Linked DNA regions of Homo sapiens: region 1 is linked to region 2. Evidence: read pairs that join two places in POLR2A ChIA-PET (ENCODE). Cell type or tissue: OCI-LY7. All regions are shown on one strand. Each heading gives the region's core, and the rest is flanking DNA. Links, peaks and the distances in the headings are about the cores only.

What was found. ChIA-PET counts read pairs that join two places held together with the same protein. Peaks named below come from ENCODE experiments on the same cell type or tissue, not always from the same donor. Only the 100,000 strongest peaks of a DNase experiment are listed, where the experiment ranks them.
Region 1: POLR2A ChIA-PET joins it to region 2 with 5 read pairs; 2 of 35 experiments call an interaction of 5 or more read pairs at or near these places.

What each region holds. Positions count from the first base shown.
Region 1 is chr1:46,226,408-46,232,924 of GRCh38, reverse strand. No RefSeq gene overlaps it. Among named protein-coding and RNA genes, the nearest start is that of RAD54L, 18 kb to the left of the region's middle. In OCI-LY7, for the core only: no CTCF peak of the experiment used is centred there; no DNase peak of the experiment used is centred there.
Region 2 is chr1:45,790,509-45,798,650 of GRCh38, reverse strand. No RefSeq gene overlaps it. Among named protein-coding and RNA genes, the nearest start is that of MAST2, 9.0 kb to the left of the region's middle. In OCI-LY7, for the core only: CTCF peaks have their summits at 4,045 and 4,245 (motif pointing right); a DNase peak (open chromatin) is centred at 4,240; H3K4me3 peaks cover 868 bases; H3K27ac peaks cover 521 bases.

The DNA.
Region 1 (6,517 bases), core at 1,518-6,517, 430 kb before region 2:
AGGATCACTTGAACCCAGGAGGTCGAGGCTGCAGTGAGCAGAGATAGTGCTACTTGCACTTCAGCCTGGGTGACAGAATGAGACACTGTATCAAAAAATAAAAGAAAGAAAGAAAGCAATAGCTTTGAGTGGAATCAATATGTAGTAGGATGAGGACAACAGAGGAAAAATGAGGAGCTAAAGACCAACATGGAGGAGGGGAACAGAGCCAGGAAATTGCAGAAAGCTGCCACAGGAAACAACAGACAAGGGAGCTCTACAATGTTGTAAAAACTCTCCTGAACCCCACCTCATTCTTTCACTTCAGATAATTTCACATAAAATGAGCAACAGAAAAGTAACAAAGTCAAGGCTGGGCACAGTGGCTCAGGCCTGTAATCCCAGCACTTTGGGAGGCTTAGGTGAGCGGATCACTTGAGGTCAGGAGTTCGAGACCAGCCTGGCCAACATGGTGAAATTCCGTCTCTACTAAAAATACAAAAATTAGCCGGGCATGGTGGCTACTTGGGTCCCAGCTACTCGGGAGGCTGAGGCAGGAGAATCGCTTAAACCCGGGAGGCAGAGGTTGCAGTGAACTGAGATCTTGCCACTGCACTCCAGCCTGGGCAACAGAGTGAGACTGTCTACAAAAAGGCTGGGCGTGGTGGCTCACCCTGTAATCTCAGCACTTTGGGAGGCCGAGTCGGGTGGATCACGAGGTCAAGAGATCAAGACCATCCTGGCCAGCGTGGTGAAACCCTGTCTCTACTAAAAATACAAAAATTAGCTGGGCGTGGTGACACACGCCTGTGGTCCAGCTACTCAAGAGGCTGAGGTGGGAAGATCACTTGAACCCGGGAGGTCGAGACTGCAGTGAGCTGTGATCATGCCACTGTACTCCAGCCTGTCTTAAAAAATAAAATGACCAGAAGAATAACATTACTACAGACAATGAAAGTACACCAAAAAGATGTGCAACAAAACATATCAAAATACAAACAAGCTAAAGGACACCAAAAAAATGATATAATATATTCATGAAAGAACATAAATCAGAACTAGAAAAACTCAGAAATGAGATGACAGAACTAATTCTGAAAGGAATCAGGAAAGAACTGGAAATACAAGAAAAAAAGCATTGTAGAAATGAAGACTAGGGCTGGGTGCGGTGGCTCATGCCTGTAATCCCAGCACTTTGGGAGGCCGAGGCAGGAAGATCACTTTGAGCTCAGGAGTTCAAGACCAGCCTGGCTAACATGGCAAAACCCCATCTCTACAAAAGAAAAAAAAAATTAGCTGGGTGTGGTGGCTCGTGCCTGTGGTCCCAGCTACTCAGGAGGCTGAGGTAGGAGGATCGCCTGAGCCCTGGAGGTAGAGGCTGCAGTGAGCTGGGATCATACCACTGCACTCAAGCCTGGGTGACAGAGCAAGGCCCTGTCTCAAAATAAATAAGATAAAATAAAATAAAGTTATAGAATTAAGAACACCATTTTGCAATCTCCAATGAATTAATAAATACACGCAACACTTGAAAAAAATCCCAAGCATAGAGACAACTAGATTTATATGCCTTCTTTTTTTTTTTTTTTTTTTTTGAGATGGAATCTCACTCTGTCACCCAGGCTGAAGTGCAATGGTGTGATCTTGGCTCACTGCAACCTCCACCTCCCAGGTTCAGCGATTCTCATGCCTCAGCCTCCCCAGTAGCTAGGATTACAGGAACCTGCTGCCACACCTGGCTAATTTTTGTATTTTTATTTGAGACAGGGTTTTGCCATGTTTGGCAGCCTGGTCTCGAACTCCTGACTTTAGGTGATCCACCTGCCTCGGCCTTCCAAAATGCTGGGATTACAGGTATGAGCCACTGTGCCCCACTGATTCATATGCCTTCCAATGTCTTGCCAAAGTGATCAAATCAGAGTTTAATCCAGCCTCTGGATCCAACTACTAATTTGCAGGACATAGCAAGGACACAGAACATTTAGAACTGCATCATGAGTATGTAATCAGCAAAATCCAGACTGCAGTAAATTCTGTAAGTCAGATAGCCCAGAATCTTCAACAAACAAATTGTAAGAAATTAAGAGGCTGGGCACAGTGGCTCACGCCTGTAATCCAAGCACGTTGGGAGGTCAAGGCTGGCAGATTGCCTGAGGTCAGGAGTTTGAGACTAGCCTGGCCAACACGGCAAAACCCGGTCTCTACTAAAACTACAAAAAAAAAAAAAAATTAGGCAGGCATGGTGGCATGCACCTGTAATCTAGCTACTCAGGAGGCTGAGGCAGGAGAATCGCTCGAACGTGGGAGGCAGAGGTTGCGGTGAGCCAAGATCACACCACTGCACTCCAGCCTGGGTGACAGAGTGAGGCTCTGTCTCAAAAAAAAAAAAAAAAAAAAAAAAAATCCCACAAAAATTAGCCAGGCATGGTGGCACGCACCTGTAGTCCCAGCTACTCGGGTGGCTGAGGTGGGAGGATGGCTTGAGCCTGGAAGGCAGAGACTGCAGAGAGTCAAGATCATGCCACTGCTCTCCAGCCTGGACGTCAGAGTAAGACTCTGTTTCCAAATAAACAAATAAATAACAAAAAGAAAATTGTAAGAAATTAAGAAAAGGATGAAAGTGGAACCTTAAAAGTTAAGAGATTTGGCCGGGCGCGGTGGCTCACACTTGTAATCGCAGCACTTTGGGAGGCCGAGGTGGGTGGATCACCTGAGGTCAGGAGTTCGAAACCAGCCTGGCCAACATGGCGAAACCCCGTCTCTACTAAAAATACAAAAATTAGCCAGGCGCGGTGGTGGGCACCTGTGATCCCAGCTACTCAGGAGGCTGAGGCAGGAGAATCGCTTGAACCCAGGAGGCAGAGGTTGCAGTGAGCCGAGATCACGCCATTGCACTCAGCCTGGGCAACAGAGACTCCGTCTAAAAAAAAAAAATTAAGAGACTTGGCTGGGTGCGGTCGGTGACTCATGTCTGTAATCCCAGCATGTTGGGAGGCCAAGGTGGGCAGATCACTTGAGGTCAGGAGTTCGAGACCAGCATGGCCAACATGGTAAGACCCCCGTCTCTACTAAAAATAAAAAATTAGTTGGGTGTGGTGGTGTGCCCCTGTAATCCCAGCTATTCCAGAGGGTAAGGCAGGAGAATCACCTCAGAATCAAGAGATAGAGGTTGCAGTGAGCCGAGATCTCACCACCACACTCCAGCCTGGGCGACAGAGCAAGATCCTGTCTCAAAAAAAAAAAAAAAGAATAACAAGGAAATGTTACGATTTTTTTTTTTATATACAGGGTCTCACTCTGTCACCCAGGCTGGAGTGTGGTGGCACGATCTCAGCTCACTGCAACCTCCGCTTCCCAGGCTCAAGCAATTCTCCTGCCTCAGCCTCCTCAGTAGCTGGGATTACTGGCACCTGCCACCACGCCCGGCTAATTTTTCTTTTTTTTGAGACAAAGTCTGGCTCTATCACCAGGCTGGAGTGCAGTGGCGAGATCCCGGCTCACTGCAACCTCTGCCTCCTGGGTTCAGGAGATTCTCCTGCCTCAGTCTCCCGAGTAGCTGGGACTACAGGCGCACACCACCATGCCCAGCTAATTTTCGCATTTTTAGTAGAGACGGGGTTTCACCCTGTTGGCCAGGATGGTCTCGATCTCTTGACCTCATGATCTGCCTGCCTCGGCCTCCCAAAGTGCTGGGATTACAGGCGTGAGCAACCATGCCCAACTTAATTTTTTGATTTTTTGTAAGAATGAGGTCTCACTGTGTTGCCCACACTGGTCTTGAACTCCTGAGCTCAAACGATCCTCCTGCCTCGGCCTCCCAAAGTGTTAGGATTACAGGCATGAGCCACAACGCCTGGCCAGAAATGTTGTGAATAATATTATGCCAAAAACATCGACAATTTAGATAAAATGGACACATTTTTTGAAAAAAAAAAAAACCTACCAAAACTAAATCAAAATGAAAGTAAAAGTCTAAATAGCCTTATATCTACTAAAGGAAACTGTTATCAAAAACATCCCCCATACCAGTCTAGGCCACGTGGCAAAACTCTGGCTCTACAAAAAAAATACAAATTAGCCAGGCATGGTGTCACGCCTGTAGTACCAGCTACTCAGGAGCCTGAGGTCGGGGGATCACCTGAGCCTGGGGAGGTCAAGGCTGCAGTGAGCCATGATCGTGTCACTGCGCTCCAGTCTGGGCATCACTGTAAGACCCCGCCTCAAAAAACCAAAAAACGTCCCCGTAAAGAAAACTCTAGGCCCAGATGATTTCACTAAGTAAATTATGTCAAGTACTAAATACTACTACCAACCTTACACAAAGATAAAGCAAAGGAGGAGGAAACATTACTTCACTCTTTTTAGGAGGCCAGCATAACCCTGGTACCAAAATTTTTTTTTTTTTTTTTGAGACAGAGTTTCACTCCTTTTGCCCAGGCTGGAGTGCAATGGCACGATCTCGGCTCACTGCAACCTCTGCCTCCCGGGTTCAAGCGATTCTCGTGCCTCAGCCTCCCAAGTAGCTGGAATTACAGGTGCCTACCACCATGCCCGGCTTTTTTTGTATTTTTAGTAGAGATGGGGTTTCACCATGTTGGCCAGGGTGGTCTCGATCTCTCAACCTCATGATCCGCCCACCTCGGCCTCCCAAAGTGCTGGGATTACAGGCGTGAGCCACCGCGCCCGGCCCCAAAACTTTTAAAAATTAAGTCTGTGGGAAAATTAAACACCAACTATATTTTATTATACTGACAATTTATTAACTTTTTAGGTGCAATAATGGTAATAAAAATCCTTATCTTTTAGAGATACATGCTAAAACATTTACAGATTAAATTGGTATGATATCTGGTTTTGCTTCAAAATAATCTTGGTTAGGGGGAAAGTAGTTGAGGGAATAAATAAACCAAGATTGGCCATGAATTGATAATTATTGAAGCTGGGTCCCTGGGAATTCATTACACTATTTTCTCTATTTTTGTATATGCTTGATACTTTATATAATATAAAGCAAAAAATAATGGCAAATGATTAAACGACATTAAATGCATAAGAACTACAGGTTGTTTGAGATCATTTAAAAAGAGAGTGAAACAAAAAAATCATTGAACACCATTAGAAGTTGTTAGGACATAACTACTTTGAAAACGGTAAGGGAAGAGATTTAAGCATTTATCTTGCCATTCTGGTATGAATTTTATTTCGGAGTAATCAAATGGTCCTAGAGGATGTGAAAAAGGTTTTCTGTACAGAATTAGAGCTAATAAATGAGGAAAAATTAATAGCCTTAGAAAATCACCATTCTGTAATCCCTAGTGAAACAAGCAATTCATAAAATGATAATCAACGGATAGTAAAACAACTTGGTGAAAAATTGACCGGAAACTTTATGATGCTGGGATGAGGCTATCACCATCTGAAAATAAAAGAAGCCTGGGAGCTGGAGTGGACAGTGGAGGAGAGCTGTCCAACCAGAAACACCCGTGCCATGTAGAATAAGTTAAAAATAAATCTGTGGTGTTAAATCACTGAAATATGGGAGCAATTCATTACAGAAGTTGGCTTACCATAAAAGTATACCATTTATATATATTAAAACACATAGGCACATAATTACATATATTTTCAAAGATACATACATATCCAAACATATACTGACACAGGGAGAGGAATGAGAATAGGGATGAGGGATCAAAAGAAGAGGCCAGGCACAGTGGCTCACACCTGTAATCCCAGCACTATGGGAGGCTGATGCAGGAAGACTTCTCAAGGCCAGGAGTTCAAGACCAGGCTGAGCAACACAGTAAGACCCAATCTCTAAAAAAAATTTTTTTTTAATTAGCTGGACATGCTCGTGTGCACTTGTAGTCCTACTCAGAAGGCTGAGGTGGGAGCATTGCTTGAGCCCAGGAGGTCAAAGTTACAGTGAGCCAAGATCACATCACTGTCCTCCAGCCTGGGTGACAGTGAGACCCAGTCTCTTAAAAAAATAATAATTTTTTTTTTTGACACGGAGTCTCGCTCTGTCGCCCAGGCTGGAGTGCAGTGGCATGATCTCGGTTCACTGCAACCTCTGCCTCCTGGGTTCAAGCAATTCTCTTGCCTCAGCCTCCTGAGCAGCTGGGACTACAGGCATGCGCCACCATGCCCAGATAATTTTTGTATTTTTAGTAGAGATGGGGTTTCACCATGTTGGCCAGGCTGGTCTCGAACTCCCGACCTCAGGTGATCCACCTTCCTCGGCCTCCCAAAGTGCTGGGATTACAGGCATGAGCCACCGTGCCCAGTCTAAAATTTTTTTAAAAAAGAAGAAAATAAAATAAGAAAGGGGCCTGGTGATGGAATTCACTATGCTATGAGAAGCATGGTTTAACTATTAAATAATTAAAAATAACAATTTAAAAAGAAGACAACTAATCAATCTGCCCTTTCCAGAGAGAACCCAGGTTAGTTCACTGGGAATATAATTATCTTCAGCCTTGGGGAATAGGAGCACAGAATGGTTCTGGAGAGGAGACAGTGTTGAGGAATCCTCCAC
Region 2 (8,142 bases), core at 1,626-6,625:
CTGTCACACATATGGCAATTGGCAGGCCATTGGCCATGGCAGTGGGAATGACTAACCCATATAGCTCTCACCATCCTTCAGGCTTACTTGGACTTCTTCACATGACAGCAGTGGTAGGGGGTCCTGTGAGGAGGAAGAGACAGCGAGCCGCAATGTGAAAGCACTTTTCAAATCTCTGTTGATGCCACATTAGCAACTGTGTCATTGCCAAAGCAAGTCAGTGTGGCCAGGGACTAAAGTTACATGGCAAGGGGGAATAGATTCAGGGAGGGGAAGAACTTGTGGCTGTCTTTGAAATCTACTTCAGGAAGATCAGTCCAACTTCCATAGCCAAATTCAGCTATAATTAGATCAGTCCATTGGCATCTTTGCTCCCTGGGACCATATTATGGACTGAATGTTTGTGTCTCCCCCAGATTTGTACGTCAAAGTCCTAACACCTAGTGTGGCTGTATTTGGAGATGAGGCCTCTAAGGAAGTAATTAAACTTAAATGAGGTTTTAAGGGTAGGGCCCTAATCCTATGAGATTAATGTCCTTATAAGCGGAGACACCAGAGCACTCACCCTCTCTCGAGGCACATGTACTGAGGAGGGCCATGTGAGAACATAGTGAGAAGACAGCTGTCTATGGGCCAGGAAGAGTGCCCCCACCAGAATCCAAATTGGCTAGAACCTTGATTTTGGATGTTCAGCCTCTAGAACTGTGAAAAAAATAAATTTCTGTTGTTTAAGCCACCTAATCTGTGTTCTTTTGTTATGGTAGCCCAAGCAGACTAACACAAACCACATAACATTACTTTCAAGAAAGGTCCTTCTGATTCAACAGAGATTTTTTTGAAGGAGGACAATTTCCCTCAGTACTAAGCTCAGTCAAGGATGCCCAGGCCAGAGTTCCCATAATTGAAGCTTAGTCCTTCACTTTTTCATGTCCCATGCAAAGCACAGTCATCTCCCAGGGAAACAAGCAGCCCCAGCACAAATTCTCCCAAGAAGTCCACTTCCTAGGGACTTTCTGCTCTTCCTGTTAAACACTCAATACAGAAGGGGAGGCCAGGTGCAGTGGCTCACGCCTGTAATCCCAGCACTTTGGGAGGCAGAGGCTGGTGGATCACGAGGTCAGGAGATTGAGACTATCCTGGCCAACATGGTAAAACCCCGTCTGTACTAAAAATACAAAAATTAGCTGGGCAAGATGGCCCATGCTTGTAATTCCAGCTACTCGGGAGGCTGAGGCAGGAGAATCACTTGAACCCGGGAGGCGGAGGTTGTGTTAAGCCAAGATCACGCCATTGCCCTCCAGCCTGGCAACAGAGTGAGACTTTGTCTCAAAAAAAAAAAAAAAAAAGAAGGGGTAATTATGCTCCTTTTTCTTAGGCAATGATTACTTGCTAATCCTCTTAAAGGAGATTACCCTAGCGGGCTGGGGAATCTACACATACCCTCCAGGAGAAGGCTGCTTTCAGTGATTCTAACACTCCCTGCTCTTCTAAGACTCCCTAGGTAGTTCAAAAGGGCCCATATTACTCTTCGAAGAGTCAGCTTTGCGCTGGGCACAGAGGCTCACGCCTGTAATCCCAGTACTTAGGGAGGCCGAGGTGAGCAGATCACCTGAGGTCAGCCTGGCCAACATGGCGAAACCCCGTCTCTACTAAAAATACAAAAACTAGCCGGCTGGGCGTGGTGGCAGCCACCTGTAATCCCAACTACTCAGCAGGCTGAGGCAGGAGAATCGCTTGAACCTGGGAGGCGGAGGTTGCAGTGAGCTGAGATTATGCCATTGCACTCCAGCCTGGGCGACAGAACAAGACTCTGTCTCAAAAAAAAAAAAAAAAAAAGAGCCAGCTTCAGTGATTTCTGTATTATTACAGAAATAATGAAAAAAACAGATAGTTGTCCCCCAGTATCTATTCTCCCCTTCTTCTTATTGTTGGACACATGGACACCGAGAATAAAGACAAATTTCTTTGCCTTCTTTGTGACTAAATATAGTCATGTGACTAAGCTGTGGCCAGTGACATGTGAGCATAAGTGATGAGCGCAGCTTCTAAATTATGCTCTTAAAAAGAAACACATCTTCCCTTTCTTCTTTTGGCCCTTCTTTCATCCTGTTTCTTAGAAAGTATCATGGCAGAAATTGATCTTGGACCACAGGAATGGGAAAAACATCCTAGGGATGACAATGCAACAGTAAAGAAAGTTCCTAGATGAACTGACAGAGCAGAACTGCCATACTTGCCTTCTGTACTATATGTGAGAGAGAAATACACTCCTATCTCGTTGAAGTCAGTTACTTTGGGTATCCGTAACAAGTAGCCAAACTTTTCTTTCTTTCTTTTTTTTTTTTTTTTGAGACAGTCTCACTCTGTCACCCAGGCTGGAGTGCAGTGGTGCCATCTCGGCTAACTAACCTCCGCATTCCAGGTTTAAGTGATTTTTGTGCCTCAGCCTCCTGAGTAGCTGGGATTACAGACATGCACCACCGTGCCTAGCTGTTTTTTGTATTTTTAGTAGAGACAGGGTTTCACCATGTTGGCCAGGCTGGTGTCCAACTCCTGACCTCAAGTGATCTGCCCGCCTTGGCCTCCCAAAGTACTGGGATTACAGGAATGAGCCACCATGCCTGGCCATGAGTAACCAAATTTCTATCTTAATGATTTACTATGATGATTCTGATTCCTCTTTTGCTAGAGAAGCTAGTGGGTCACAACTTTTTTTTTATTTACTTATTTTAATTTTTTAAAAACTTTGTTTTGTAGAGACAAGGGTCTCACTGTGTTGCTCAGGCTGGTCTCAAACTCCTGGCCTCAAGCAATTCACCCACCTCAGCCTCCCAAAGTGCTGAGATAACAGCCATGAGCCGCCATGCCGTGACTTTAAAAAAATTTTTTTAGGCCGGGCGTGGTGGCTCATGCCTGTAATCCCAGCACTTTTGGAGGCCAAGGCGGGCAGATCACCTGAGGTCAGGAGTTTGAGACTAGCCTGGCAAACTTGATGAAACCCTGTCTCTACTAAAAATACAAAAATTAGCCAGGCATGGTGGTAGACGCCTGTAATCCCTGCTACTCGGGAGGCTGAGGCACAAGGATCACTTGAACTTGGGAGGTGGAGGTTGAAGTGAGCAGAGATCATGCCTCTGCGCTCTAGCCTGGGTGACAAAGCGAGGCTCTGTCTCAAAACAAACAAAAAAAATTATTTATTTATTTATTTATTTTTTGAGACAGAGTCTCACTCTGTCACCCAGGCTGGAGTGTAGTGGTGCAATCTCGGCTCACTGCAACCTCCACCTCAAGTGATCCTCCTGCCTCAGCCTCCCAAGTAGCTGCGAGTAGTACAGGTGCCCGCCACCACGCCAGGCTAATTTTTGTATTTTTAGTAGAGACGGGGTTTCACCATGTTGGTCAGGCTGTTCTCGAACTTCTGACCTCGTGATCTGCCCACCTTGGCCTCCCAAAGTGTTGGGATTACAAGCATGAGCCACTGTGCCCAGCCAAAAAAAAAATTTTTAAGATGAAGTCTCACTCTGTCATGCTGGAGTACAGTAGCATGGACATAACTCACTGTATCCTGGAACTCCTGGGCTCAAGAGATCCTCTACCTCAGCCTCCTGAGGAGCTGGAACCACAGGCTTGAGCCACCACACTCATGTAATTTTTTAAATTATTTTTATTATTATAATATTTTTGTTTAGACAGACTGGAACTCATTCCAACTAAAATAATTGGATTCCCCACTCCTACTTTTGTCTTCTCCAATCTATGCTTCATCCAGCACTGGTTTCTAAGAAATATAAGTCAAGAGGCTTTGTTTAATGTACAAAGCTAAGCACGTGTTTTTACAACTTCCCTTCCAAAAGTCCCATGGAATTTGTACCAAAAATAAATAAAATAAATCCAGTCTGTGATAAATTCCTAAAAGACTAAAAGCAGACAAATACAATATCTAATCCCATACAATTATTAAAAAAAGAAGACACATTTTTTTTACAGAGATAGGATCATAATGATGGATAAACTAGAGTTGAAAAAGCCACAGTCCAGAACAGCAGTCCCCAAACTTTTTGGTACCAGGGACTGGTTTCGTAGAAGAAAATTTTTCCGGGGGGTGGGGGTGGTTTCAGGATGAAACTGTTCCACCTCAGTTCATCAGGCATTTGTTAGATTCTTACAAGGCAGGCACAACCTAGACCTGTTGCATGCCCAGTTCACAATAGGGTTTGTGCTCTTATGAAAATCTAATGCCGCTGATCTAACAGGAGGTGGAGCTCAGACAGTAATGCTCATGTGCCTGCCACTCACCTTCTGCCATGCAGCCTGGTTCCTAACGGGCTGCAGACCGGTACCAAGTGGTCCAGGGGTTAGGGACCCCTGGTCCAGATTATGCACAGAAAAGGCTAAAATGGGAGTGGAAATAGACTTCCTGGGAGAGAGAATTTCTAAATTGAAGTTAGCACGAACAGAGAACATCTGAGAAGGGAAACAAAGATCAAAATAATAAATCGGAGCAGTCTTTGGAACAGCTGCACTACTTGACATCCTTCTCTCTAACCATAGACAGCCACAAACTCCCCTGATACTTCTAAATATATCCTGAGAATAAATGGAAGAATCACCCTAGGAGATTTGGTGCCCTAAGGCTCCTTATTTTGGTATTTGGGTGGGGGAAATTTTATTAACTAATTCCTTCCCCATTATAATTATTTATTTTCCTTTGAAAACAAGCCCAAACATCAAACTTATCAGTTACACTTTTGGAAATTTAGTTGTTCAGAAACTTCATCTTCCATGTACTCTTCTTGAAAAAAAAATTCATTACAAGTGTGTATTCCAGCAAAAAATATAAATAAATCTTTTAAAAAAAAAGGTTGATATGGGGAGAAACAATTGACCTAATATAAAAATACAATGAAAAGAAATATCAAGATTTAGCTACACAACAAGCCTAAAGTGTAATTGTTCCAAATTAGAATAAAAAGTCAAAAGTTGGACCGGGCGCGGTGGCTTACGCCTGTAATCCCAGCACTTTGGGAGGCCAAGGCATGAGGATAACAAGGTCAGGAGATCGAGACCATCCTGGCTAATATGGTAAAACCCCGTCTCTACTAAAAATACAAAAAATTAGCCAGGCGTGGTGGCACGCACCTGTAGTCCCAGCTACTCGGAAGGCTGAGGCAGGAGAATTGCTTGAACCCAGGAGGCAGAGGTTGCAGTGAGCTGACATCGCGCCACTGCACTCCAGCCTGGTGACAGAGCAAAACTCCGTCTCAAAATAAATAAATAAATAAGTCAAAAGTTAAAATGGGTCCTAGCCAGAGAAATTAGTCAAGAAAAGAAATAAAGGATCTCTAAACTGGAAAGGAAGTAGTCAAATTGTTCCTGTTTGCAAATGACATGATCTTACATGTGGAAAACCCTAAAATCTCTACCAAAACACTCCTAAAATTCATAAACAAATTCAGTAACATTGCAGAATACAAAATCAACATACAAAAATTTAGTAACATTTCTATACACAAACAACAAACAAATATAAAAAGCAATCTCATTTAACATAGCTACAAAAAAGTAAAATACCTAGGAATAAGTTTAACCAGAGAAGTGAAAGATCTCTACAAGGAAAACCATAGGACACTGATGAAAGAAATTGAAGAGGAGGTTGGGTGCAGTGGTTCACGCCTGTAATCCTAGCACTTTGGGTGGCCAAGGCGGGAGGATAACTTGAGGTCAGGAATTTGAGACCAGCCTGGCCAACATGGTGAAATCTTGTCTCTACTAAAAATACAGAAGTTAGCCAGGCATGGTAGTACGTGCCTGTAGTCTCAGCTAATTGGGAGGCTAAGGCACAAGAATTGCTTGAACCTGGGAGTGGGGGACTGCAGTGAGCCATGATCGCACCACTACACTCCATCCTGGGCAACAGAGCAAGACTCTGTCTTAAAAAAATAAAAGAAGAGAAGAGGAGAGGGGAGGGGAGGGGAGGGGAGACAAGACAAGACAAGAGAAAAGAAAAGAAGAGAAAAAAGAAAAGAAAAGAAAGAAGTTGGAGAGGACACACAAAAAAATGGAAAGACATCTCACATCTCATGTTCATGGATTGGAAGAACCAGTAACATAAAAATGATCATACAACCAATAATGTCAAAATGATCATACTACCAAAAGCTGTCTATAGATTCAATGCAATCCCTATCAAAATACCAGTGACATTCTTCTCAGAATGTTTCACAGAAAAAAATCCTAAAATTCATATGGAACTACAGAAAACTCCTAATAGCCAAAGCAATCCTGAGCAAAAAGAACAAAGTGGGATGCATCACACTACCTGACTTCAAAATATACTACAAGGCTATAGTAACTAAAACAGCATAGTACTGACCTAAAAATGGATATATACACCTATGGAATGGAATAGAGAACGCGAAATAAATCCATGTATTTACAGCCAACTGATTTTTGACTAAGGCACCAAGAACATTCATTGGAGGAAGTAAAGTCTCTTCAATAAATGTACTAGGAAAACTGGATATCTGTATGCTGTAGAATGAAACCAGACCTTTATCTCTCACAATATACAAAAATCAACTCAAAATGGACTAAAGACTTAAATGTAAGACCTGAAACTATGAAACTACTAAAAGAAAGTATAAAAGAAACACTCCAAAACATGGGACTGGGCAAAGATTTTATAGATAATACCTCACAAGCACAAGCAACAAACTCAAAAATAGCTGGGCCCAGTGGCTCATGCCTGGAATCCCAGCACTTTGGGAGGCCGAGGCAGGTGGATTACCTGAGGTCAGGAGTTTGAGACAAGCCTGGCCAAAATGGTGAAACCCCATCTCTACTAAAAATACAAAAAATTATTCAGGCATGTTGGTGGGCACCTGGAATCCCAGCTACTCAGGAGGCTGAGGCAGGAGAATTGCTTGAACCCGGGAGGCAGAGGTTGCAGTGAGCTGAGGTCATGCCATTGCACTCCAGCCTGGGCAATAAGAGCAAAACTTTGTCTCAAAAAAAAAGAAGCAAAAATAGACAAAAGGGATTATTACTATATCAAACTAAAATCTTCTCCACAGCAAAGGAAACTATCAACAGAGTGAAGAGACAACCAGTAGAATGGGAGAAAATATTTTCAAAATATTAATCTGGCAAAGGATTAATACCACGAATATACAAGGAACTCAAACAATTCAACAGCAAAAACACCCAAAGAATCCAATTTTTTTAAATGGGCAAATGAGTTGAATAGACATCTCTCAAATGAGACATACAAATGGCCAGCAGGTATATAAAAGAACGCTCAACATCACTAATCACCAGGGAAATTCAAATCAAAACCACAATGAGATAACATCTCACTCCAGTTAGAATGGCTACTATCAGAAAGACAAAAAAATAACAAATTCTGGAGAAGATGTGGAGAAACGGGAACTCTACATATTGCTGGAGGGAATGTAAATTAGTACAGCCATTATGGAAAACAGTATAGAGGTTCCTCAAAAAATGAAAAACAAAGCGGGGCACAGTTGCTCACGCCTGTAATCCCAGCACTTTGGGAGGCTGAGGTGGGCGGATCACGAGGTCAGGAGATTGAGACCATCCTGGCTAACATGGTGAAACCCCGTCTCTACTAAAAATACAAAAAATTAGCTGGGCATGATGGCATGTACCTGTAATCCCAGCTACTTGGGAGGCTGAGGCAGGAGAATAGCTTGAACTCGGGAGGCAGAGGTTGCAGTGAGCCAAGATTGCGCCACTGCACTCCAACCTGGCGACAGAGTGAGACTCCGTCTCAAAAAAAAAAAAAAAAAAAGAAAAGAAAAAAGAAAAACAGAGCTGTCTGATGAGCCAGCAATTGCACTACTGAGCATATATCCAAAGGAAATTATGTTATCTGCACTCCCATGTTTTTTGCAACACTATTCACAACAGCCTATGTATATCTATAGGTTATATACAGATATATATAGATAGATATCACATTTTCTTTATGTGTATATATATATATATATATATACTCCATTGTGTGTGTGTATATACTCCATTGTGTGTGTGTATATACACATATGCACATATATATACACATATGTGTGTATGTACATACATACATACACACATATATAATACATACAATGGAATATATAT